2 separate regions of the Homo sapiens genome follow, and region 1 is linked to region 2. Evidence: chromatin loops called from intact Hi-C (ENCODE). Cell type or tissue: mammary epithelial cell. All regions are shown on one strand. Links, peaks and the distances in the headings refer to the core of each region. The heading gives the core; the rest is flanking DNA. Region 1 has its middle 140 kb from the start of MOCS2-DT. Region 2 has its middle 120 kb from the start of FST.

Region 1 (11,548 bases), core at 5,145-7,644, 120 kb after region 2:
TACCTGCTAGACTCCAGCCCCAAAATTCTCATTAATTTTTTATGCAATGTAATTTTGCTTTCTGTACCCTACTCTTAACCAGGCATATTGTTGAGCATGTTTTAAGATAAAAGACTTTTTAATGTGGGTGACTACCATTTTACAGCAAAAAATGTTTAAGAATATTTGCTAACCTAAAACAAAACATATGCCAAAAAACTAGCAGAAGTTCTGAAATTTTATTTTTTTCTCTTAACATGATCAAAACCTTAGACAAGATTCCATATCCATTGTTAGAGCATAAGACACAGAGTATTTTTTCTTCCTCTAGAAGCAGAAATTAAACACAAATGATCCTTGTAGTCTTAATGATCACACATTCAAACAAATGTAAATTGGGTAAATAAGAAAATCTATTATATAAAAACTTGAAGCAACTGTATATGTCAGACTTTGTTCTTGAGACTTTCACATGCATTATCTCCTTAATTTTTACAGCAACCTAGTAGTTAGCTTTTAGTCATCTAGGTTTGCATATTGCTAAGGTATCAGGTGGAGTTCAGTTAGAAATATTGATTAATGGGTCACTACATTTCAGGTTTATACTTGGTTTATCAACTTAATAACCTATAGAATTGTATATACTCTGAAATGATCAGGATTTCAGCAATGGTCTCACACTACCTAAATTCACACAAGACCGATATAAAGTCATGTGCCACATGACCTTTTGGTCAATGACAGGGCACATATACGAAGGTGGTCCTACAAGATTATAATGAAGCTGAAAAATTCCTATCACCCAGTGATGTCCTAGCCATTTTTCTAATGTCGTAGTGCAATGCATTACCCACGTGTTTGTGATGATGCTGGTGTAAACAAACCTACTGTGCTGCCCGTCCTATAAAACTATAACACATACAGTAATGTACAGTACATAATACTTGATAATGATAATAACTATATTACTGGTTTATGTATTTACTAAACTATGTTTTTTTTTTTTTTTTGAGACAGAATCTGGCTCTGTCACCCAGACTGCAGTGCAGTGGCACAATCTCAGCTCACTGCAACCTCTGCCTCCCAGGTTCAAGCGATTCTCCTGCCTCAGCCTCCCGAGTAGCTGGAGTTACAGGCATAAACCACCATGCCTGGCTAATTTTTGTATTTTTAGTAGAGATGGGGTTTCACCACTTTTGGCCAGGCTGGTCTTGAAGTCCTGACCTCAGGTGATTCGCCTGCCTAGGCCTCCCAAAGTGAGGGGGTTATAGGCGGGATCCACCATGCCCAGCCTAAACTATGCTTTTGATTGTTATTTTAGAGTGTACTTTGTCTACTTATTGAAAAAAGAAAAAAAAGTGAACTGTAAAACAGCCTCAAGCAGGTCCTTCAGGAGGTATCCAGAAGAAGGCATTGTCATAGGAGATGACAGCTCCATGCGTGTTATTGCTCCTGAAGACCTTCCAGGAGTAGGTAAGATATGGAGGTGGAAGACAGGCATATTGATGACCCTGAACCTGTGTAGGCCTCAGCTAATGTATGTGCTTGTGTCTTAGTTTTTAACAAAAAAGTTTAAAAAGTTAAAAACAACAACAACAACAACAACAACAAAAAAAAAACTAGAACAAAGCTTATAGAGTAAGGATATAAAGAAAAAATATTTTTGTACAGCTGTGCAACGTGATTTTTAAGCCAAGTATTACTACAAAAGAGTCAAAAAAATTAAAAACTAAAAAGCTTATAAAGTAAAAAAGTTATAATAAGCTAAAAACTTATTATTAAAGAAAGATTTTGGGGGGTAAATTCGAAATTTGTGTAAATACACTCTATGATGTACACACAATCACGAAATCACCTAACACATTTCTCACAATGTATCCCCTTTGTGAAGGGACAAATGAATTCAGAATGCCAACATTTTAATTCATAATATGACACATCAATTATCATCGGTGTACTTGGGAGTTATGGCCTCTCTCCTGGAATCAAGGTATTTGGGAGTCAGACTATTAATCGGAAAGTTTGAGAGTCAAACCATTAGTCACAAATAGGTAACTGGAAAATAGAAAATAGGAAGTGGTGTTTGGAGATATTCTACTTAAGTTCAGAAAGCTTTGATGAACTATTACTAACCCAGTGTCTCTTCCAAAAAGACATTTTTTCTTTAATTCAGGCCGCCCTCTTTTCCTTGAAATGCATTTTCTTAAGATCAGTTAATATTACTTATTAATATATAAATTAATATATGGGACTGAGAAAGAGTCAATTCCTTAGGCTTCCAGGGTTACCCCCAAATACTGGTTTATACACATCACAGAGGAAATGAAAGGCTCAGATTAAATGACCCAAAGAGTGTCACATAGTTAGCAGGTGCCATAGCTGAGCTCTGCCCTCAGGTTTTCTTTAAACTTAGCGCTTGTGGCTTTTACTAGTCATTGAGAGAGAGCTGCTGTTTAGAGGCTACAGCATCAAGAGCTATTCTAGGGGATAAATGAAGTCAACATGTGTGATGAAATTATTAACATGTACTTAGGACACATATCATTGCCGAATGTGTATGTGCAGTCTGTGCCCTGCTCCCACTCTTGTCAGCGGGAAAGATTGTTGTCCTTTGCATCAGTTTCTGGGCTCCCCTTTGGATCAGAGAACCTTAGTAACAGTCAAGGCAGAGGAAAAAATGAAAGAAAACCAAGTGGCTGAGTTGATTTACACAACAGCTGAGGGAGAGTGTAGAGGGGAAGGAAGAGAGCAAAAGCTTTATGGGGTTGGTGTCAGGGAGAACATATTTTGCTGCAAAGAGGAAAGTGAAGAGAAGAATAAACGACTATAGAGAAGCTTGGATGAGAGAGAATTGTAAAGTAGAAGACTAGGAGTTGAAAAATTATTGCTTTGAGTTGTGAGTTAAATTCTCTTTGCATAACACAAGCAAATAATAGAATTATTTTTCATTACTCATGGTTATTTTACAGGACTGTTTCTTTGAGTGAGACTCCTTGGCAAGGCTTGTTCATGTGGAGTCTCAGGGTTTATTTACATCCTGGCTGGAGGAAAGACACATCATTCCTCAAGACTGATTCATTTGAAGTAGAGGTCGGGCTGGCTTTATGGGGCTTGTGGCCAGCAGGACTGTGCAAGGCCCATGCTCAGAAGGACCTCATGTTTTTCTATTGCAGTCCTGAAATTCTTAATAATCTTATTCCTGAATTTGCGTTGTATAGGTGAAATATGATGGGACATGGAGTGGGGGTGGGAGAATGGGGGAGGCTTGGGCTGGACATACAGGAGGACAGGGTGGGAGGCTGGTGGCAACTGGAGGCAGCTCCGGTGGCAGCCTTTCCAGCACTGGTGAACCTCATGCATTCAGCCTATTGCCTACCCTGATCTAGGGACTGAGCGATTCTGGGTGGAAAGGTTTAAAGATTCTTGGACTCACCTGTCTGCCCTGAGCTGGGCCAGTGGGAAGGGGAGATGCCTAACTCGACTTCTCCAAGGGTGGCTGGTGGGACCTGAGATAGCACACTACATGCCCCATGTCTCTGGACTGGGTCCCCAGCCAGGGCTTTGTAGTGAGGGGTGGAAGTAGGGTGGAGGACGTCTACTCTCTCTGGCAAGTATACCTGTGGCTTGGACTGCTCCAGGGATTGGTTCTGTGTTTTGGGGAGTTCTCTCTTCTTGCTTCCAACCTTCCTGAGTTTGATATGCATTTTCCCTTTCTGGTCAGCTCAGAGGGCCTGCAGGGTTGAGCCAGTAAATATGAACTGGGAAATTTTGGAGATCTCCTACCAGTTAAATGCTCTTATATTTACATTTAAAATTGGCATGGCACAATATGAAGGTGAACGGTAAAATTTATGTTATTAACTTAAAATTTTAATTTTTCTTGACTTAGGATGGCATTAGATAGCAAATAAAAAACATGACAGAGAGGGATCACTAGAAGAAAGGAAAAAGCTTGATATTTTAGTACTTTTAATGGCAACTTTTTCCTGTTTTTTGACCAAGGCGCCTTGGGTTTTCATTTTTCACTGGGACCAACAGATTATGTAGCCAGTCTTAAGCAGGGAAATTTATAAGACATAATTGCCAGAAGTCTGGAGAGAGCTGGCTGAAATGGTTTCAGATTTAAGATGGAAATAGAGTCAATGCACCTTGCTACTGGAAATGGTAGGACTCTTTTGGATGGATAAAATGCTGCAGAGCATAGGACCCTGTCAGATTCTGTAGTAGGGCAGATATTAGCTCAAATTCTGACTTTCCACAGTTTATTAATAAAACTTAATATTTCCTGGCAAATGAACTATTCCATCAACTGTGCCATGGGGTGTTGCTTGAATATAGGAGCCATACGAGTATGCTGGTACTCACTGAATTTTCCCAACACCATTACTTCTTTTCCCACGGTTACACAGAATCACTGGCTCTAATTAGGATGGTGTTTGTGGGATTGTCTGCCGAAACTTGTGTTCCACCTTCCGTAATGTAGCATTGTCACTGAAAAGTGACAGCACAGCTAGGAACTACATCTCTCTGTCCCCTTTGCAGCTAGGTGGGATAATATAATCTGCTGTAATTGAGTAAACATAAGGTGTGCCATTTCTATGAAAGGTTTTTTACTAAGTGATTGTCCTTTTTCTTTTGTGGATCAGGTGCAGAGGAATCCAAGGTGTAGGGAATGAAAGAGCCACAAGATGTAAGAAACCTCAGTTCCTCAATGTAGACATGGAAGAAAGCTTCCGGGAGCAGGCTCACTGGATTTGGTCACATAATGATCACAGAATAAACTCTTGTGGTAAGCCTCTGAATTTGGGATGTTTTGTTAAAACAACTAGATGACCCTAACAGTTTTCACCAAGGTCAGTAATCGACTGATTTAAGTGTTTCAAAAAATCTTTAAACAAATTCAATTGTTGCTTTTAATTTTATAGATAAGGAAATCAAAGTCTTGGAAACTCAATTACTTTCTCAGATAAATGCAAACAGCTGGTAGCAGAGCCAAAGACAGATACCTGGGCTCGTGTCTTCTATTCCAGCTCACTTTCTTCTTTGTTGATGATAAATTTTAAAGGACAAACTTGCTGTGAATATTTATTTATGCCATGCTTTTGGAAGTACTGTTAGGCAGAGAACTACAAAAACATTTCATTCTTAAAAATCCTAATAGAACTAAGCTGGTCAATATATATTTTTTCATGATGTTATATTGAGTGTTAATGTTAATTACGTTAGTCACAAATTAACCCTTTTCTTTTAAATGTAACTTTAAAGGTTTATGAAATTCTAATCCTTTGTTAGACATATTTAATTGTTAGGCATATTTAATTTTAAATGGAAATCAGAAGAGAGATTGTTTCACTTGCCAGCAATTTTCTTTATAGCAAACTTTCTTAGAATATATTTAGTAAATTCTCCTGAACGAAAAAAATGTTAGTTATGAATGCTATAGTTTAATATTGAATAGAATTTTTGGAGAATGTCAGGAAATTTCTATGAACTCCATCACCAAAGACCATGCTTCTTTAAAGAAAGGAATTAGATCAAGGAAGAAGGAAAAAAAGCATAAGAAAAAGAATGTGAAAACGGTGAAAACAGTCTTGTCCTTCTGGACTTTTGCTAGAAATTGTGATCAAATAATAAGTTTGTAGAAAGAGGATGTAATAATATATGCTAGTACATGTATAGAAAAAATATTTTGCTTGGGAAATGGTGATATGCAGTGAATATTGAGAGTGGTTCTCTTTTTGGAGGAAGGATTAGGAGGTTTTCATCTTCTATATTAAGTATTTCTATAAGAACAGAACCTTGAAAGTTCATAATTGCTTCTATAAACACACAAAATTTAATTTAGGCATACAGACCTGAACTATACCACACATCATGTCAGTTCTGCAAGGTGTTGAAAGAATTCTGAAACTCTCTTTCATCCCATAGCCAAGGAAACGATAAGGCAAAGTTTTAAGGTATAAATGTGTCCATGGGAGAGAATTTAAAAAGTAGTCACATATGGAAGCTTCTGGAAAAACGAAACAAAAAAACATTTTTTAGGATCTCATTTGTGATACAGGCATATCGTCATCCCTTTTATTCAAATCTTTTCTGGCTATTCAGACTTCCTCATAACTATTTTTACAGTGAACACTGGTTTCACTACAGTTTTGGAGTGTGGGTGGAAACGGAGACAGAAAGGAGGAGCATTAATAGTGAGAAAAATTATTCCCCAAAGCAGGGTATCGTCTGTAGAAGAATTTCAGGAGCGTCTCTCTAAGGCACTCCTATTCTTAATTTTGGTTGAAACCGTGCACACCTTTTGTTGTACTGGGTCTAGTAATACACACCTTCTTCCTTTCCAACCAGCCATATGAACTTATCTACATTACAAGCTTCTGCCAGAGGCCAGGAAAAAGATGTGTACGGTAATTCCAAACACAGTCAGGAAAGGAAGTGGCTCAGTGGTTTTCTTAAAAGTCAGTGACACCTATCAAATGGCATTAGAAATATTTAGTAAGGACTATTCACAATTGCTTCAAATTGACAGGATAGTGCCTGCCTCAAATGAGATTGCACATTACTGGATGATTTTTTAAACATTCATCTGCAGTCATGCGGTCAGCAAGATAGTTTCAACTGCCCAGAAAAAAACAGATGTTAAGTGGTGATTGTGCTTTGAAATAGAAATGAAGTCAAGGATCTCCTATTGCTTTTGAGCAAGTCAAGCTGTCTAAAAAGCAAAACAATTTAAATGAAAAACATTCTTTTTATGCTGTGGGTTTTTTCCTCATAACTTACACTGTTTTCTGTGCATGCAGTGCTATCTATCTTATGTAATTAGGAGAAAATCTTAAAAGCAAACATTGTACACAGAATTGCTAATAAGATCACTTGTATGATGTTGGGCTCCAACCATTTTGTTATATTATATTGGAAGTAAACTATTGATTATAAAAATAACTATAGTCAGGCACAATGGTGTAAACCTGTAGGCCCAGCTTCTTGGGAGGCCAAAGCAGGAAGATCCCTTGAGCCCAGGAGTTCAAGCCCAGTTTAGGCAACATAGCAAGACTCTGTTCCCCCGAAAAAAAAAAACCTGTTTTTAGTTTTAATGTTGCTTCTGATCAATGTTGATTATAAAAAGAAAACTGTGTACTGTTAGGCAAGCATAAAGTTATCACCTGTTCAATTTATTCATTAAACAACCATAGATGTGCCATTATACATGAAACATTTCTGGCTCCATATTTTAAAAACAGTCTTTTTAAAATTTATAAAAAGACAGTGAGAACACATGGACACAAGGAGGGGAACAACACACACTGGGGCCTGTCGTGGGATTGGGGGGCGAGCCAAGGGAGAGCATCAGGACAAATAGCTAATGCATGCAGGGCTTAAAACCTAGATGATGGGTTGATAGGTGTAGCAAACATGTAAACCTATGTAACAAACCTACATGTTCTGCACATGTATCCTGGAACTTAAAGTAAAAAAAAATATTAATTAAAAGAAAATGTTGGATTTTTGAAATAGTACTGCCCTTTTAAATTTCATCAATAATGCCTATGTGCTAAATTGAGACATGCTCAGTCGCACTAGGAAGCATTTTGCTGTGAAAGCATTTATTTTTTTCCCATTGTGCTGCATTCTTTTAATAACTCTTAGGGTATAAGACTCCAAAAAGCAGGTTGCTCTTGTAACCTGTCCCCTTCAGTATTTCAATCTAACAGCTTCAAGTGTCTTCATTCACTCTCTCTATGTATAGAAATCACCATCAGGCTTTCCTAAATGAGAGCAGAAGTTTCACTCAGCATTCTTTTCCTAGATGGGGGTTATGATGACATTTCCTTATTGTTTAAGGGCAGCCCAAACTCATGATTAATTTGAAAACTAATTACCAAGAATGTAGGACTAATGTCTTGCTCTAGCACTGACTATCCAAGAGAGTTTGGCCAATTCCTGTATATATGTGCATGTATGTTTGTATGTATGTATGCATACATCTTATATGTGTGTATTTGTATCCTTACAAGAGAAATATAGGTTTACCAAACATACTGATTTTAAAGGACTAGTTAATTTTTAAGTATTAATTAATATATTCGCCACAAATATACACTCTCTGAGATGTAATTTAGTCCAATATTGTTTGGACTAAATTAAATAGCACTGACAGCCAAAATCTTGCTTACCAAGTCTGAGGCTGTTGCTCAGATGTTTCAAACAATATTGCATATTTTAAAAAATGAATTAGGACACTTCCTTAGAGAATGTATTAATAAGACTTTCTAAAATTTGAAAACCCAAAACTTAAAATAATCAGCTGAGCTTTTCCAAATTCCAGGATGTTTTTTGGCATTATGCAGCTAAAATGCCTACCTAGATGTTTTTGTAGAGAACCCGTCATCCTATTGTTTGAAGTCAGGTAGGTATGGTCTATGTCAACTATGAAAATAAGCACTGGAGGGGCCAGAACTTTGTCCAAAGCTCATAAGTGATCATTGTGTGCTCAAAGGAATCAGGCGATGTGCTTAACGGAAATCAGATGCCATGCCTTAGAGACATGAATTAGACTCTCTTCATCTCCAAAACATGGGAGTTTATGTTTGGAGAAAGCACAAACTACTGTTACCCAAAATAGTAGTGTTTTCTTGAATTAGATTCCATTAAAAGGCAAATATATGATGACATGTATTACCTTTTTCTAGCACAGCCTTCCCCTCTTTCTGTCTCTCCATCATCAGATTTCACTATTTTTGCTTCGTTCAGTCTTCCAGATTTGGACAACTAAACATGGTCTGTTTCTTCAAGGCCCAACTCTAGACCCTTTCAAAGAACGTTAAGTGGATTATCTTATCCATATTATTATATTACCTCTTCAGTTAAGGTGGCTGTAGTTTTACTGATGATCCTTTCTATGTCAGCTTCCAGGGAGGTTAAGTTGTAGAACTCAAAAAATACAAAATTTATAGTCAAAATATTTGGGTAGATTTCTGATTTTTCTACCTCACCCTAGGATTCAACCTTTTATTTAGTGTTCTCATCTATAAAGCAGAAACACTTATAATTCCCACAAAAATAGTGGATGCATTTTTGAGTTATCTGCTTAACTTATTACATCTCCCTTGTTCTGGAGTTGCCCCCTCGCCCACAGGTGAGCCATGGCAGCCATTTTTGTGGTAGATGGCTCCGCCCTGCTGGCCAAAGACAATAGAACTAGGAAAAGATAACTTTTCAAATTGGGGTGATCAGAGCTACATTCTCCTGGTAATTTGGAATTGAAACTGAGTAACGATAATTCAGCTGGGCTGGTCACTTGATGACAGGAGAAGTAAATTAGGAAGGTTTGATGGCAAATTTGGGTACAATGAATCAGGTGCACATAGAAAAGTAGAACAAAAAACAAAAATACTGACCTTGGTACTTCCTGGCCTTCCAGGTCCCTGTTCCAGCCTTTTTGGAGGCCAGTTGCCTTTGGGTTTCATGAGATGCTGATGTTGATGATAATGAAATGTCCTCTTTTTCTTAAAGTTTGACATAGGTTTCTGTTATTTGCAACTAAAATGCTTGACTAAAGCGTCATAGATGTGCTGTGAGGATCAATTCGTGTAATATTCGAGATACTTTGAAAATAATATAGAACTATGTAAATATTACCTATGGTTATTATTAGAAAATGTCCTAATCTAAGTGGGTAAATGTTCAATAGGACACTGCAGTAGGTACTCGAGGGCTGATCAGATCCTTAGAAGCTCTTTAGTGTGTCATGGAGATAAGTGTTACTCTATTACCTTAGGTCATTGTTGTTGTTAATCTAGTAATAAAGTGAGGAATGAAATTAAATTTAGCCTAGAGGTGGAGGAAAGTAGCTGTGGAAAAGTGGGGAATGGCCTAATTTAATATTTTTAAGACAAATAATTTGTGTCATCTAAATATTTTTGAAAGTGATTTACAGAAACCCAAATCATAATAACCTAAGAAAATTAGTAGAGATCCTAAATATTCATATATAAAAGTGAATCAATTCACAGAACTGAAATTAGTGGTGCAGAAGTAGAAGCATAACAGTAATTGTTAACACATTCTTTTCATTATGTTGTTTATCTGTGACATATAAATATGTTTTGAGTCAATGGTTTCCAACCTCGGGGCACGGATGCCTGGCCTAAAGTCATGGGAGGACAGAATAGATTTTTTAAAAAAGGATGCTTAAATTTGTGTATACAGGACACATTATCTATGGATGCAATAAATATTTTATATAAAAATAACAAATTTATAAATTATTTGTATGTGTTACATAATTTAATTCTTACGACCAGCCTATATATTATCCTCTTGTTATAAGTAAGGTATTTTGGACCTAGAGTGAATTAATAACTTGTTCAATGTCAGACAGGTAGTTAGTGACAGAACAGATTTTTCGCTCAGTCAACATGACTCCTAAGCTCTTAACCACCATATTACATTGCTTCCAGCATAGATATTATTAGGTTAGACCACATGATATGGTCATTTTTGTAGGTCAAGAACACTCAAATATTAACAATTTCATGATTCTATCTCATTGTGTTTTGACTATTACCTTATTTTAAAACATAATTGAATTTAATGTATTTTAGCAACATGTACTTTCTCACAATGCAGAAATTTAAAATACAGCTACTGTCTTATTGATGGCATTTTAGTCTGGGTTTCCTAAAAATTAGAGCTAGCAACAAAGATGAAGTGTGTCAGCTTTATTGGAAGGTGGAATCCCTCAACAACAATAATAGGGGATAAGGATGAATGAAGCAGGAAGAAAGGAGAGCAAATACTAGATGGTAAATTTCTGAGTTGGCTACAGCCTAAAACACACACACACCTATGCACACACACACACACACACACACACACACACACTCACACGTAGCAGGTTCTTCAGGCATATGGGACATCTTCTTGTACATATTATGCCAGAACAGTCCATCAGGAAAACGAAAGCAAAGGAGTTCATCTGCTGGTTCCTTCCCATTTCCTGGCCCTCGCTGATCAAAATCCACCCTTTCCAAGTTGAGTTATCTGCATTCTATGGGCAAATTTCACTCTCGTCATCTGAGTCTGGAAGTCGTAGAGAAGCCAGAGCCACCCATAAGTTTAGTTTGACTGGATCACATCTGTTCTGGGCTCTGACACAGCAGGTTTGCTGAAGGTAGTGCTAAAGCCCAGTTCTCACCCCAGAAGATCCTGAGACAACCTGCAGCATTTATACATGAGGTCAAGACAGCAACTGCTGGGATACTCCACTGAGCAAGCAGTTGAAGCCCCGGGGTGGGGAGAACCCAGCAAATCTGGTCAAGGTCATAAACTAGACCTGGTACAAGAGAACCTCAATTTTATCTGGAGGTGTGAAGAATTTCTGGTAATTAAAAAAGCTGAAAATCAGGAAAACATGGGCTTTTTCTCCTGCTGATAGGTTGATAATTATTATCCGCTTCTTTTCTTGGGTCAGTCTTATTATCTGTCATTCATAATGAAACCAGGAGGTTCTAATGTCATACTTAGAAATATCTAAGGGGAAAACCCAAAACACTAGCAAACAAAA
Region 2 (11,548 bases), core at 5,272-7,771:
CCTAATAAAGACTGAAAAGTAACCTCTAAAACTGGCACTGTGGATGTAATGGAAACAAACAAGACTTGAAATTTGCGTTTGATCAGTTGCATTCTCTTGCATCATCTAGACTTGTTTTATTCATAATGTGTTTCAGCCCATCAGAAAAACAATGCCAAAATATTAACAATGCAAGCTTTTGAAGGCTTGTTTCCTTGCATTACATTGTGTCATCTTTGGCTTCATCTGTAAAGTTCAATTTTTATGTTTCTTCTTAGGTAGAAAATTCTTTCCCTGAAGGGATGTCATTAACACTGTTAGTGAGTAGGTGCTAAGGGATGCAACACACTCTCTTTAAATTATGTAAGCCAGTTTTATTGTCCTTTCTGCTGGAATTCCTGCACCTCCCTTGCTGTTGATTGGTCCTCCATAGGCTTTGGCTCTTGATTGGTCTCTGCTAAGACAGAACAGTCTTTTTTTGTGCTGTGTTTAACATTAAATTGTGGTCCACAGAGTTCTTGCAAACCGGTAAAAACTAACTGAGCTTCCCTTAAAGTCAATTTCTTCATTGGAAGGTTCCGAGTGATTTCTACAGACTTACACTTGGGTCCCCCAAGTTCTTTAGGGAGGTAGAACTTTCTGAGTCAGAGGCTCTTATTAAAGTTCATGTATTTCAAGCAGGTGCCTCTCATTCTAAAGAACTGTGGGTAGAGTGAAGAATGATTTTGAAATTTCCATTCTTAACTCTTTCTGCCTGGCTTCCCTGCTTACCAGATGTCTTAAATGTGTTGCTGTGTCACCATTGTACATTGACTCAGCTAGACGTTGACCTTAGATTTACCTCAAGGCACTCAAGCCAAAGGAAATAGTTAAGCAGGAGCTAGAGCAAACAAATAGGCCCACATGCCTTATATGTTTACTATAATCACCTGCTTAAATGAAGGCAATGTTAATGCAACTAGGAATTATTTTTGCATTAATAAAAAATAGTTCTGATGATATCTAGTAGCAAAAGTAATTCTGACAAGGAACAGTGGTGGCCTCAGGGGAGATAAACTGGGTGGCTAGGGTAAAGGGAGGGAGAAAGAAGGAAGGGTGATTTACATTAATTTCACTGAACAACCTTTTGGAGTTTGTATTATCTATTTAAAAATAGAAAATGTAGAACAAAGCAAATGTAAATAAAGACAATGAAAAGAGAAAAATATTTCTGCCCCATTACTTTAACTAAAAAGGAAACAATGGCATACCGGTTTTTAGGAGAACTTTCTTTTGTTATTGTGGTTTGCCTTCTGATGAGTCTGTAGCCTTTCTGAACCTAAGATCAACCTTGAGGATGGTGAGGAGGATACTTTGATGAACGTGGAAATCTCTTTTGCTCACATGCAATGGCATGTGCTATTTTGTATCTCAGGTTTCATTTGGGCATTTATCAAAGCATCGAAGAGTCAGAAGGGTTGCTAAAGGCCATCATTTAGAATTAACATCTATCCTCCTTTTTCTTTTTACAAATGAGAAAGCTGAGGCTGAGGGCTACATCAAGAAGTATTCAAGCTTACACAGGCCTGGTAGGGCTGGGTATGATGCTAGATTGGGGGTTCTTTCCTCAATATAGTTATAGCTGGTGACTTACTCATATAGAGAACAGTGACTTAGTTGGTGAATGTGGACATAATTACAGGCAGAATTTGGTGTCAGTATCAGGAAAGCCCAAAGATTCTTTGTTTTAAATTTATAAAAATGTCAGAATGGAGAAAACTGCACCAAGTGAAGGACAATGTAAACTACAATCCAACCTCATTTCTCTATTGGAGTGGAAACTTGGATGGGAAAGGCCATATTTCATGCAGTGATGACTACCCTAACAGTTTCACACACTCCAGTGAACATTACTAGTTTTGCTCTCCTTGTCCATATGTGTTTGCTTTTGTGCCTCAAGGAAAGTGGGAATAGAAAGAGCAAGGCCTTTCCAGGAGTGGAGGCTAAATGGCCTGGTCTTCCAAGACCTCAATGGAGTAGGCTCTTAGAAAAATACTACGTTGGAAGGAAAATTTAATTAATTAAAATCTAAATGTTGGCTGGGCGCAGTGCCTCACACCTGTAATCCCAGTACTTTGGGAGGCCAAGGTGGGCGGATCACCTGAATTCGGGAGTTTGAGACCAATCTGACCAACATGGAGAAACCTCGTCTCTACCAAAAATACAAAATTAACTGGGTGTGGTGGTGCATGCCTGTAATTCCAGCTACTCAGGAGGCTGAGGCAGGAGAATTGCTTGAACCTGGGAGGCAGAGATTGCAGTGAGGTGAGATCGCACCATTGACTCCAGCCTGGACAACAAGAGTGAAACTACATCTCAAAAAAAAAAAAAAGAAATCTAAATGTTTTTGTGAGGACAGATCAAGAAGCTTGTGAGAAAATAAAATTGTGGTATTCTGATGCAGATGCTGGTTCTTAAGAAATAGGAATTCGCAGCAAGTGGCCTATGTCACTCTGAAGGGGTTTTCACCATTGGAGCTGTACTAAGTTGTGCCCAAGGATGGGGCTGTGGTCTGGGTCAGAAGTGACTTGATTGGTCCATTTTTACTTGTATTCCCAAGAGTCCCTGAAGTCTTTCCCTGAGATGGAGCTGTATCACTACAATCCATCAGCACGTGACTATTAGAATGTACTTTAGAAGACGTACTTCCGATCTGATGAGTATTGCTTAAAATTTTTAACAGCTTCCCATTGCCTTTGGTCAAAACTTGTTCATGAAGTCAAAACTTGTTCATGAAGCTTGCAAACCTGGTCAACATCCCAGCCCCATTTTCCTCCATTCCCCATGAACCTGGAAGTCCCAGCCTCTCTGAATTGCTTGCAATTCCTTGAATGTACAGCAGCCTGTCATGTCTCTGAAACCTGGTTACCTGCAGTTGCAAGATGCCACCTCCTTCTTTTTATTTTTTAACCCATTTCCTGTTTGCATTTGATATCTCAGTTCAAGCATCATTTCATATGTTATTTAGTCATCAAAGATTATTGTTACCGGGGACAAAGATGAGTAAAACATGCACCCTACTCTGGAGGAGCTTTTAGTCAATGAGCAATAGATACGTAAACGAATGATGAGCAATTTCCACATCTCTGTACAGGCAACAGTAGGGCATACGAGAGAAACGGAAAATATTTTTTGATATCTCCAGGCTTTCAAAGCCCCTGACTCAGTGCTCCCACACTTACTAAAACTACCACACACTCAAATCATTTGGATCTTAATCACTGGCCCATTTTCTCTTCCAGGAGAACCATCTTGATAATTTCTAAATCTCTAGCCTCTATTGCATATTGGCCTATGAGAGTTCTCCCAAAACGTTTACTCCCTTAGTAAATAAATGTAGGAATGATGACACCCAAGAAGTCCTAGAATCCTGTGTAATCCAGTCAATGGCAGGGAGCTGGGAGTCAAAGAGAATTGGGCCCTGAATATGTGACATAGCAGGACAAATCTACCCATAAGCTCAGATAATGGAGGAGAAGCATTCAAGAATCTTATAGATTAAGCCACTCAGCCGAGAAAAGAATGGAACAGGTGCTGAAAAGAAGTAGAAACAAGAAACCTGAAGACCAATAAAGAAGGGAAGGGAGAGAGGTACTGGTTCATCCTCTGAAGTCAGGAGAGCCAGTCCCATCTAACTCAGCTGAACATTTCTAGGACGTTTCCTAACAAAATGTTCTGATTTCCCCCCTTGCACCCTCCTTATTTATTTATTTAGTATTTACTTATTTATTTATTTTTAATGAGCTTAATTAGGTTTTTTTTTATGCAACCCTAAGAAATTTTACTTACATATTGTTATTAATGTACTCACGTTTTTAGAACAACACGAGGGAAAGAAATTAGCACATAATTCACGAATTCATGAGGACACTTCCCCCTACTGACTATATTTTGATCCACTGTCATATGTTTACATTTAAAAAATATTTCTGAATAGATTAAAAAATGATGATGAGTTTGTTAGTCTTATTACCTGAAAATGAAAATGACCTGGACTACTATAGCCAAGAGAAGGAATGAAATGGATCAATTATTTGCTTCATTTGGCTGGTCATCATTATTGATTTGTTTTGGTTTAAATGACCCAAAAGAGTGTTCTGAAGCATCTCCCAAGGATCATAAGCCGTCCTAAGTCCACATCCAAATCTGTATAATTAGTAATTCTTGTAACTGGCAATATGACCTAAGAGCAATTGAGAACACTTTGCATGCAAGCCATAAGAATATATATCCTATTATAATAACAAAGGTCAGATGTATAGGGATATTAATAAAACCAAGAAATTCCTAGTGTTCTTGAAGAAAAGGAGTAAGATTTGACTAATTAACTTGGAATTCAGGTTTAGAACAGATAAACATACATTCATCAATTATGCCAAGCTTTTCTAATTATTCAAAGCTAAAAACTATTTGGAGATATTCCAAAGACTTCTACATTTTTATAAGTATTGATAAGAAAAATAAATCTCCTTTTCCTGATTTTAGGGAAACAGACCTATATGCTATGTTTAGTTGCAGACACTTTCCATCTCTTATGTTCTATGATAGTACATCTATCTCCTTTACAATTATGTTACTTTGTTCTTCTGTTAATGGTTTTATTATTGATATGTCATTTATTTTAAGTTATCCCCACTCCTGTTGAACATGAATAAATAGAGGATATTTCCTTCTCTTGCAGCTATATTGATGAACCTTTCACAGTTTTTATTCCTTCCAGTCTGAAAGAAACTCCCCACCATCCAAAGCAGACAGGAAAGTCCCCACATGTTGGAATGGGATGCTACACTCGCTGTTCCCAGGGCAGCAGACCTTCATTGTTCCTTCTATACAAAATTTTTCAAGCAGTACACAGTCTCAAATTCTGGGCAATAAAAAGGAAGTGACTGGTTTTTATTATATGCAGGATATTAATGCTTATAAACACTTATTAATAATATATATTTTTATGCTTAATAACTAATAGCTCAAGAAAGTAGTTTATATATCCCTACCTACAGAGGGAGGCAAGCCAAGATCCAAGACACATCTCCGATTTGGGATTTAAAATCTGCTTCCAAATTGAAGTGCTTAAAATCAGTTGTAAATTCTAATACTTTGAAATTCACTTTGGAAACTTTGGTTTGCTGTTGGAGAGAGATATGACATTTGCAGAAGAAAGTTGGCTGATGCGTGAGCTGTGGGAGGAGCATGTGCCCTTAACTAGCAGTGCTTCCTTCTTAACTGCAAGGTTCCTTTGTGTTCTCTGCACTCCTTTGGGGAAAGACAGCTTCAGTGAAGCTCTGCATTCTCAAACATCTATTACTCTTTGGCTTGAAGATTCTCTTTTCTACAAAACTTGTTGGATTTTCCCTGACTTCTTTTAGAAACTAATGTGCACTATTTGATTTCTTTTTTCCCTAAACAACTAATAGTTGTGAGCCTTCGACCAAGAATTACATCATTTAAAATGGAGAGAGACCACATATTCACACTGAGCTTTCTTCTGTGATCCAAGTCATATTGTGTCCATGCTAATTTTCATATGAGTACACAAGCTACGGAAAGGAAGATGGCTAAATATTCCCTAAAGGTTTTTCAAAAAGACTGACACCAACTGTTAAAAAAAGAGACAGTTAGACATTTTGAACATGGGTGGGCTATTTGTTATCATAGAATCATTTTTAATTGCTTAAGTTGATATAATGAGTTTTTGGCTATTTTTTAAAAGAGTAATTATTTTACGGAGATATATTGTGAAACATTTGTGGATACAATACTATGATATCTGAGATATGCTTTGAAAGAATATGGAAAGGAGAAGTAGATGGGAATATGGATCAAATAAGTTTAACCCTTAGTTGATAATTGTTGAAGCTAGGTTCTGGGAATAGTTTGTTATCAGTTCTGTCTACCATTTTATGCATTTAAAATGTTCTGTAGTAAAAAGCTGAAAAAAAAAGTCTTAAAATGTTCTATTGACAATTTATGGTTTCTTTCCGTGTGCTGTTCCAGTCCGGTCTTGGTTCTAGAAACCACAGGAGTGAGTAGAGAGAGGAACAAGACTAGACATAGAGTTGGTGATTGGAGTGTGTGATTGTGTCTATTTCAGTGTTTTTTTGTGTAACTGTGCATTTGCTCATATGTGTAGATTGGTCATTGATTAAGTGAAAAATTGGAAATATATGTAAAAGCTTAATAATGTATTCACTGTTTTTATATCTATACATTAAATTACTCATTTTTTAAAGTCCCTTTTATTAGTTATGTGCAACTGTATGATAGACTTGGAAATATCTTTAGTTCTCAAATTTTTTAGCTGTAAGCAAACTTTCAGGTAAACATTACTTTTGCTTAACCACAGAAAAAAATGTAAGAAAGATTGAACAACTTTCCTAACATTCATTGCATTAGTAGCATAGGCAGAAAATAAGACCATTAGTAATATTTTTAGCTCTCGGTTTACCAATTTCCATGTTATCCTAACATTCCCATGAGTTTTAGTCACAATTTTTATTTTTTACTATAATAAAATCAAATATTTTAAAACTTAGGCATCATGGAACAAGTTTAGATAATGAAGTGCCAACTGGATTTTGGCACCGTTCCTTGCATATTTGTCATCAAGAGTCAAAAGTAATAGGAGAGAAATTAGATAATAGCAGTTTGGTTTCGCAGAAATGGAATTGACATTGTACAGTCAGTGCTGTGGAATTCCGGATTCTGCAACTACAACTACCATCCTCTCTAATCAGTTTCAGCAGATACATTGGGTTGAATTAACATCCGGAAATCTTTTACTACAACGAAACTAAACATTTTTGCCTAAGTCTACAATGTTTAGTCATAACTCATGTTTGTTCTTTTTGCATTCTGAAACTATTATACATGGCCTGTCATTGAATTACTTTCCTTTAGTGTTCCTTTGTTGAGTTTGGCCAGGAAGCCTGCCCAGCCTTGTGACCAACTAATACAGTATTAGGCATTTTGGAGACAGTGCTGTATTTCTTTTTGTAACAAAGTTTTCAAAGTCAAAATTGAACCAAATTCTCTTTGTCTGTCTGATATCACTAACTTTTAGTAAAAGGAAACTCCATTTTAAGGTAATCTCCCTGTCATGTGGTATTTCTCTTCCCTAACAGAAATTGTGAACTCCCTCTTGGGCCACGCGCCACCAAGTCCACTTGAACCACCAAGCACAACAGTCTTTATTTTATCTTTATTTATTTTTTATTTTTTTATTTTCTGAGATGGAGTCTTGCTCTGTCACCCAGGCTAGAGTGCAGTGGTGCGATCTCAGCTCACTGCAACATCTGTCTCCTGGGTTCAAGTGATTCTCCTGCCTCACTAGCTGTGTTTACAGGTGCCCGCCACTGTCCCTGGCTAATTTTTTGTATTTTTAGTAGACACGAGGTTTCACTGTGTTGGTCAGGCTGGTCTCGAACTCCTGACCTCAGGTGATCCTCCTGCCTCCGCCTTCCAAAGTGCTGGGATTACAGGTGTGAGCCACCATGCCCGGCCTACACAACATTTTTTAGATTTCAGCTAGGGTAACTGTGGTTTACTTCCCCAGTTCCTTAGACATGATTAAACAGAACACATTGTGTAGCTATGTGTGTGGACCTGGAGGGAGTTCACAGTTTTTGTTAGGGAAGAGTTAGTGCTTTGCCTAAAACAGATGGGACATGTGTGTACTACACTTGAGACCTCCATAGATTAGAATGAGTGTGAGAATCAAAGCCATTCTCTTTCCAAGTTTGGATTTGTTTATTTCTTTCTGTTTCTGCTTAATTCACCCTTTCAGCACCAAGTTGATAAAATATTACACGGAGATATTCTTATTTTGACACCAGCATACCAGCAGGTAGAATTGTGGGCAGGGAATAGACAGTATCCAAAGATTATTTTTGCTTGTTGGTAACTTTTGGGTAATCTTAAAATGTTAAACTAGATTCCATACAGTGGTTAATCCATACAATGGCTCTCTCTGAGAGACAGTTTACTGGTGGCAGCATTACCAAAGTCACAGGCAAATACCACTTCTGTGCCTTTTCCTGAGTCCAGATGATTGATTTTAAAATTAAGGAGTTTCTGCCATTTTCAGTGAAAGAGATTAAGGAAAAATAAAAAGTGGTATAATAATAATGACACCATGGCCAGCTAGTTCCTCTCTAGCCACTACAGGTCACATTATAATAATAGAAGTATTAATCCTTACTTATCCCACCATGAAACAAAGACACAATGGCGATCACTGTTTTAAATGGCAAATTCTACTCTGGTAAGTAAATTAGTCTGCAAGCTTTAACCAATAAGGAAACACAGAAGAGAAAAAGTCAAGAACAGATAAAATTTTAAAATATGCTTAAGGTCATGTAGATGACTGTGTCAGTGTTTAATCATCCTGCCTTTACCCTTTGACAGATAGAGACCCTCCCTCAGTCATCAGTTGGAACAGCCAAGCAACTCTTCTGCAATGTAGATCCAGGGGACAGAGTGACTCATAATCCTTCAGTGGTGATGTTACTATTAGAAGTCAGATCCAGCCACAAATATGTAACCCAGTAAGATATCCATAGGAAAATAAATTCAAGACAGACTATCCTCTATTCCAAAGTTAGTCTCTTAGAATTAGTCAGGCCTTTTTGATTTGAACTATGTTTTAGAAAAGGTTTAACTTCCTATGGAATAATTCATTTGCTGAATGATAAAGTCAGTTCGGAAGTATCTGGGGTTGCCATCTACATAGCTTGCACCCAAATAAAGAGAAATAAGCTAGAGTAAGCTTTGACCCAGGTGCCTAAATAGGTAAGTTAATACACCCAAGTTCTCAGCAGTCACCATGAAAAATAAAAAGTAAAACCCAAAGACTACTGTTTGCACAATTCTTGACCAAGCATTTAAAAGTGTACTATGAAATGCTTATTAAACACCTTGCAGACACATATTAACATTCCTATTAAAATTAACCTGATCTTGGTTCAATAAACTCATGCCATGAAGAAATATGACATCTGTGGAACATTTAATCTCTGTAATTGGGTCGCAAAAATACGAAATAGAGACCTAAACTCACATGGAAATATTTACTTTTATTTAAAAACAGAATTCTCAAGTGCCTCTCTGCTTTCTGATTTCATTCAAGTCAAGAATAAAAATACTGAAATGTGGCAGGATTTCTAACAGAATGAAAGCCAAGAAACACTGAAAACATAGTTTTGAGATTTCCGGTTTAGTTTCCAGGACAAAGAGATTCATTGTTGGTTTTATCATCTATGCTACGTAGATACCTGGATAAACAAAAGCTGTTGACCTCTTTGGGGTCACCTGTTGCCCCATTTTGGCTCTGATTTTGCACTGCTCTTCACAATACAGTGCTGGGATGAATCCAACCTCTCTTTACCACAATGGCTCCTAATCATTCCCAAAGGAAGAACTGGAAAATATTTGGAATTTTTCTTCTATAGTTTCACATTAGTTTATTCTCAGAGCACTTATCATCTGTGTTTTGAGCCACATGTTGGGTAAAGAAATATGTAAGAGGGATTTAATCACTTTTTCTCCCTGAAGGGTGATATTGTATTTTTGTTAGCATAGTGTTTATTTTGTTTTGCTTTGACACATGGCTTCTGTAAAAATTTCAGTCAGTCTTCCTCTTCGGATTTAAGTACTCAATTCCAGGCAATGAAGACAAACACCAAAGCATGACTTTTTAATATTGTAAATTTAGTTGCTTTTCATGATTAATCTTTTCATGGTATCATTCAGCTCATTATCTTATACATATTGTCTGTAACACAAGAGAATGTATCAATTTTGTGAATTCATGACAAAATTTATGAGTACTCAGGTTCCACTTATCACAATCACAAATGCTGTTTTCTTTTCTTGTAAACTTACTTCATTCTTATGCTCAAATGAAGGAATAAAAGCATTTGCTAGCAGCCAATATTCTAATATCAGCTTTGCATACACAATTTTGTTAAATAAGACAAAGAAAAAACTGAAAAGGGAAACAGAAGTTATTAAATTTGGTTAAGGGATTACACCTGGTTTTCTGCTGCCCTGATTTGTTTTGGACGAGAATGCATTGAACAGATGTTATTCTTTCTTTCTTTCTTGCTGGGATTTTTGTCGGTTATGTTTCGACATATTACTCTATTTATTTATTTATTTTTTGCATTCCCATAGCCACCACCCTATGTCCACTTTTAGCTACATTTCAGAACTTAGCCATAGCCTCCTAACTAGCAATATGGCAAAATAGTAGCAAACTCAGGTGACTATTCATAACAGTAGAATGAAGCTGGTAAAACTCAGAGAGGCTGGGCTTAGCTGCTAAAACCCCCTTTGTGGTCAACTTATTGCCATTTGACTTCCATCTTGGATTATTCTTGCTGAGTTGCCATATACCCATTCTTTTTCACTACCTAAACCATTGCCTCACACCATGTTCCTTCAATGATTCTGCTACTAAACTGAAAGCTCCTGGTTTTATTCCTATTAGGCATGTAGGAATGACTGTTCTTTTATCTTCGACCCTGACCTCTAACTCTGGTATTTGCTTTCTGCTTATGCTTCCTGGCTTCCTTCTACTCTGCATCCACTCAAAACAACTAGCACTTTGCAACAACAGACTTCAGCTTCCACGACAATTAATAGTAAAAATTATGGAAGAATATAGCTCATCTTGATGCCCAGGTTATCTGCCACCAAGGGAATTATTCTATGGCTTTGTCTTCTGTGTACAATATCTGTTCTCTTTTCAGAGACCTTCACCAGTAATGTATTTATAAATGCAAACTGGTCTCTATTGGAAGGGAAGGTGAATAGCATTAAAGAATACTTTTGTATTCCATGAATTCTCAGAATGGTTTTTTGATGGATTAGAAGACTCTTCCAGGTTGCATGATATTTTTTTAGTGCGCTGACTTTTAAAGTTCTGGTATCATCCACTGTAAAGAGATAAAGTCAGCTCTTACTACATCAACGCTATATTGGCATCCATTCCATAACCTTGCCTTCTTTATTTTTGTGTCACCTGACATAGCTGAATGAAGCATATTATACGATTTGTGGCATCTTAATCTTTGAGTCTTCAACTATTAATAGCACTTTCCTTCTCTGTGCTGGGTATTCCGCTGCTTTTTTTCCACTGGTGTCTTTTGATATCACGTGTGCCATAGACATGTCAGCCCTTTAGGCAGAAGTTGCCAAAGTCATTTTGCTTTTGACTTTATCCCATTTCAGTCTGGCCTTTGAGTCTTGACTTACCTCCCAGTTTTGACCCATCTGCTATTCTTGGACTTAGCTGCTAATCTGGCTTTCTCCAGCTCTGGCATCCTTAATGGCTGAAACTCATTTGTCTGACTCTTTTTAATCTCAATCACATGGGTGGGATTTCCTCTTGCCCTGTCTTTAGCTCCAAAGACTCTACAACTTGATGATATGGTCAACTTTTGCGGCACAGAGCATCTTGATCCTCCAGTAAGGGCCTTCTGAAATACAATGCGGATTATTCTTCATTTCCCTCTCGAAATTCATTCTTTAC

Evidence for each region. Peaks named below come from ENCODE experiments on the same cell type or tissue, not always from the same donor. Only the 100,000 strongest peaks of a DNase experiment are listed, where the experiment ranks them.
Region 1: it touches region 2 in a loop (2.9-fold over the local background); 4 of 110 quality-filtered maps call a loop at or near these places.

What each region holds. Positions count from the first base shown.
Region 1 is chr5:53,241,219-53,252,766 of GRCh38, reverse strand. No RefSeq gene overlaps it. Among named protein-coding and RNA genes, the nearest start is that of MOCS2-DT, 140 kb to the right of the region's middle. In mammary epithelial cell, for the core only: no CTCF peak of the experiment used is centred there; a DNase peak (open chromatin) is centred at 6,466; H3K4me3 peaks cover 241 bases; H3K27ac peaks cover 2,500 bases.
Region 2 is chr5:53,357,962-53,369,509 of GRCh38, reverse strand. No RefSeq gene overlaps it. Among named protein-coding and RNA genes, the nearest start is that of FST, 120 kb to the left of the region's middle. In mammary epithelial cell, for the core only: no CTCF peak of the experiment used is centred there; DNase peaks (open chromatin) are centred at 6,829 and 7,609; H3K27ac peaks cover 2,500 bases.